Regions from separate parts of the Homo sapiens genome. Here region 2 is linked to region 1. Evidence: chromatin loops called from intact Hi-C (ENCODE). Cell type or tissue: GM12878. All regions are shown on one strand.

Evidence for each region. A loop is a pair of places that touch in the nucleus more often than their neighbours do. Peaks named below come from ENCODE experiments on the same cell type or tissue, not always from the same donor. Only the 100,000 strongest peaks of a DNase experiment are listed, where the experiment ranks them.
Region 2: a loop joins it to region 1, with 2.7 times the contacts of the local background. A loop is called at or near these places in 2 of 110 quality-filtered maps.

What each region holds. Positions count from the first base shown.
Region 1 is chr7:21,938,795-21,941,294 of GRCh38, reverse strand. All of the region lies in intron 1 of CDCA7L (cell division cycle associated 7 like), which reads left to right. Among named protein-coding and RNA genes, the nearest start is that of CDCA7L, 5.9 kb to the left of the region's middle. In GM12878, no CTCF peak of the experiment used is centred here; DNase peaks (open chromatin) are centred at 1,474 and 2,064; H3K4me3 peaks cover 762 bases; H3K27ac peaks cover 1,578 bases.
Region 2 is chr7:22,446,863-22,449,362 of GRCh38, reverse strand. All of the region lies in intron 4 of STEAP1B (STEAP family member 1B), which reads left to right. Among named protein-coding and RNA genes, the nearest start is that of STEAP1B, 52 kb to the left of the region's middle. RefSeq lists enhancers at 1,218-1,287, 1,298-1,347. In GM12878, no CTCF peak of the experiment used is centred here; DNase peaks (open chromatin) are centred at 1,392 and 2,162; H3K27ac peaks cover 893 bases.

The sequences.
Region 1 (2,500 bases):
ATCTTTACAGTTTTCATTTTTAGTGACTGTCTAGTGTTTCTAGATGTGTATTTTATGTATTTTCTGTTGAAAAAATATTTTTTTCTTTATTAGAGGAAATAAATATCTCAGGGTGGTATACTGTATATCTTACGGCTTGTGTTGGAGTCTGCACTATTTTTAATAACTCTTTATAATGTATTTAATATCTCATAAAGGGAATGTGCCTGATTTTCAATGGTTAGGAGCCTCTGACACATTGTTTTCCTAGGGCATTTCCCCTTTTGTTGCGCTATATTAGCTGAAAGAAAGCAGTTTTTGCTGAGGTTAGAACCAAGCTTATGATAACTGGACTGAAAGAATGTTGTCTCCTTGAACTTAGAGCATCTCATAGAATGTTCTAGTTGGGGGGAAAGTGGAGAGTAGTCCCAGAAATCTGTTCTTTACATCCGGTCTGCCTAGAAAACCAAGAAAACCTATAAATGTGTCAGTGGACATTTAGTGGAAGTGACTGCAGATTAGGGCTATGGGGAATTTGTGGCAAGTTGGTCTCATTGACTTGGCGGAAGGCAGGGACACCCCATCCACAGCGCCCACATTCATGCTTCCACCTGTGCATCTACAGCAGGTTCTCCAGGGTGACTGCATCCTGCAGCTATGTAGGTTACTGCTCCTGGAAGTCTTCCCATCCATTGCCCCCACCGCTGGCTCAGGTGCTCGCCCTGGGAACTTCTGGAGTACCTGGGCTGACTTCCCTGATCACATTTATCATACCACACTGGAATTGTTTAAAGATTGTTTCTCTTACCCTACCACTTACGACTCAGTTTTCATCAGCTCTCTTAGCATGGTGTCTGGCATATATTTGATGCTTAGGAGACGATGTCCAGCATGTATTAGATGCCTAATAAATATCCATTGAATGGATGGAAGGGCAAAGTAGTATTGTTAGTAATATACTCTTTTAATTAACATTTATATAGCGTTTTCTACTTTTCAGAGCACTTCGCAGGCATAGTTTGGAAGTCATCAGGGCTGGTTCTTTTCCTTCCAGGTAAGTGGTGTAGGGTTGCACTTTCCTGGCCCTGAAACAGTCAAGGCTATTTGACTTGCTTTGGCCAGTGGAATATGAGAAGTACTATATGTCACTTCTAAGTGAATTATTTAAATGCCAGCATACCACTTACTGTATCTCATTCCCTCTGCCACTGCATCTGTCAGCATTCTGCAGAGTGGTAGCTCTATCAGCCCAGGTTCTGGTGTGAGGACAGTGTGGAATAGAGCCTTGGGCTGGCCTGTGATGGACATGTAATGTGAACAAGACGGAAGCCTTTTTTTTTTTTTTTTTTTTTGGTTTGAAGCTATTGATTGAGATTTAGGGTTGTTTGCTACTGCTTTATAGCTTGTCATATCCTAACAGACCAGGGTGCTCCTATTTCAGTTTTGGATTCAATCACTCTGTGGTTGTCATCTGAGTGATCTGGGGTCATGGTAGTCGTGGTAACAAACGTGGGTGGGTTTCTTTTTGATTGTTAGAGTGATGAGGGTGAGGGGAATGCCCCTGGTAAGTGGTTTGGAGTTCAGGGGTATTAAGTACCATGTGGCAGGCAGGAGAGTCCTACAGGATGAAGCAGTTGTTCTGTCCAAAACGTCAGTTGCACCTTGTTGGAAAACACTGAGAACAGACTTGTCCAATTTGATAATCTTTTAGACTCCAGAGAAATCTTAACATTGGCTTCACATGTTCTATCTGCTGACCTCCCTGGAGGAGGAAATTACTTCACACTTCCCAAGTGATTTGGTTCACTTCACTCCCAGGATCTCTGCCAAAATTCCAGTTCATTAGGTACTCATCTGCTGAATAGCTCTTCTAAGACCTGTGTAAATACATATCTAAAATGACTTCCCATTTATTTCTTCTCTTTTAAACATAACATTGACTACCCTGTGGGGCTTTTTATTGTGGTAAGATATACATAATAAAAGGTACTATTTTTAACCTTTCAGTGTTACTAAGTATAGTCACAATGTTGTGCCGCCATCACTGATCTCTCATGAGCTTTTTCATCATTTTAAACTGAAACTCTCTACCTACTAAACAATTACCCCTATGACCTCTTCCTCCAGCCCCTGGTTACTTCTGTTTTAGTTTCTGTCTCTGAGGATATGACTATCCTAGGTATCTCATATGAGTGGAATCATATGGTATTTGTCCTTTTGTCACTGGCTCATTTCACTTAACATTGTTATTAAAGTTTATCCATGTTATAGTATGTATCAGAATTTTTTTTCAATTATTTCTCTTTTGAGACAGGGTCTCACTCTGTTGCCCAGGCTGGAGTGCAGTGGTGCTATCGTGGCTCACTGCGCCTTGACCTCCTGGGCTCAAGTGATCCTCCCACTGCAACCTCTTGAGTAGCTGGGACTATAGGTATGTACTACCCTGCTTGGCTAATTTTTCTTTTTAAAATTTCTGGTAGAGATGGAGTCTCTGTGTTGCCCAGGTTGGTCTTGAACTCCT
Region 2 (2,500 bases), 510 kb before region 1:
AATCAAAACAATTGAACTCATGGAGATAGAGTGTAGAAGGATGGTTACCAGAGGCTGGGAAGGGTAGTGTTTGGGATGGAGATCAGGGGGTGGGGATGGTTAATGGGTACAATAAAAATAGAAAGAATGAATAAGACCTACTATTTGATAATACAACAGGGTGACTATAGTCAATAATAATTTAATCATACATTTAAAAAATCTGAAAGAGTGTAATCGGATTGTTTGTAACACAAAGGATAAATGCTTGGGATGGGTACCCCATTCTCCATTATGTGATTATCACATGTTGCATACCTATATCAAAACATCTCATGTACTCCATAAATACATACACCTACTATATACCCCTAAATTAAAAACTTAAAAAATTAAAAAAATTACAAATGGTACTTGTCTCTTACCTTACCTAGTCCCTACCAGATACAATGCTTGGCATGTCTAACTTGCTCTTGCTTGCTTGTTCGTGTGTCCCATGGCCCCTCAAGGACCTTCTGTGCTTTTGGCTCCCAGGGAAGCAGCCTTCCAGCTGGGATATGCTAGATTGGGTGTATCTCAGAGAATTAATTTCCATATCCCAGACTTCCACATGTACTCTTTCCTAATAAGATTGGCCTCAGAACATGCCTGCAGGGAGATATCATGAGAAACATTCTTTTTTCCCATCTTGCTTTCTGTGTTCAAAAAAAAAGTATACCTCTCCTGATTTTATGCTGCATTGTCTAAAGTTGTCATATTTATGTTGTTCTGAATAATTTCTTCATAATTTTAATGATAAGCCAATCCAGAAGAAAAATTTTAACATCTAAAGTCTTAAGATTATAGCAAATTAAAAAAATTAATTTGACTAATATTATTACTACACAGAATTATAATAGAATGATAACATATTTTTAAGCGTGAGGTCCCTTAAAAATGAGGTAATATTGGGGAAATGAAATGGAAATATGAGTTCAAGGAAAAAAGTTCTATTAAAAGATCATTCATGTATTTTAAAATTTTAGATGATAAATATATCATTTCTATCTATATTCCTTTGGATAATGGAAAAATATAATTGGTATCTATATTCCTTTGGCCATATAGAAATGCATTCATTAACATTTTGTTGTAAAGTGTCAATATTGACTACGTGCCATAATTACATCTTTGCAACTATTTTAACACGGGAAGGGAAACTTGAAGTCTCATCTGAAAAAGGTTCAAGAGGATATGTAGGTTTCTAAAATTGTTTTAGGAGATATGAGAGTAAACAATGTTGCCTCGCTATGATAAACCATAGATGAATAATGACTAGATGAATGAATAAGCAAACCAGCAACTGAAAGCAAGAAATCCCTTCTAGGGTAAATACAACTGAAAGCAAGAAATCCCTTCTAGGGTAAATGAAACCAATATGGGTTGCATGACGTTTATCCAATGCCTTCATGTCTTTGCATCTCAATTGCTCATCTGTAAAAAGGAGATGGTGATAACTGTTTGTGAGCCTTAGATGAGGTCATGCATGTAAATGTGCTTTGCACCTGGCAGGTCCTCAGTAAGTGTTTGCCGAAGTACTAGGTGGCAATGCAATTTGGGTATATCCATCTCTTCCTGTCCTAAGGGATGCTGGTCAGTGTACCAGAAGTAAAACAAATTGGCTTCTATGGCTGCACACCAGGACAGGTCTTGATTACATGAAGGACCTTACTAAACACCCTTCCATCCTAACAAAAATATGTGGAGCATTTGACCATTGCACAGGGATGAGTTCCCACTTTACTCCCACAAATGTGATTTGTGTCAGCTTTGCCCTACAAATGATGTGTTTGTGGACATTCCATCTTTGGAATCTATTAAAACAGTCATTGTCAAGTATTTATTTAGAGTCAATAGAACTACTATGTATTATATAAAATATAAAACACAGGCAGCATGCTTCATGCCAAAGTGGTTACTGAATCTACTCTTTTATAAATATACAATATTGACTGATCTTCCAACCAACTGAATTACAAGCTGACCAGTACACACACAAGAAGTCATTTCTTTATAACAGTTGATGACAGGCCTCTGTCACCAAACTGTATTGGAAGTTGGCCTGGCATTTAATAAGCAATGGTGACCAATTAAGGAAGTGAAATGCTTGTGCAAAGTGCCTAATATAATAAGGTTTTTGCCCATTACTGAGACATCAGTGATGTCCCAGAAGAGAAAGTGACTCTGGTTACAAAGTGGAACCAGGCCATGCTAAATTAGAGCTGCTTCTATACTAAGGCTACCAGTCATCTTTAACATCAAGAGTGCTCACTGAGCTCTTCAGACATTTACCCTAAAACAAGAGATGAATTTTAAAATGAGTCTTTTGATGCTCTCTGGAGAGCAAACCCTTAAGCTATATTCCTATAAAAATTAAGAATCTCATTCCAGACCCCAATTAAACTAAAAAATATTGTAGAGAGAGACAGAAAAATCAAGTTTCTACAATGTGCCAGCCACTGGCTAAGTGTTTTCCCAGATA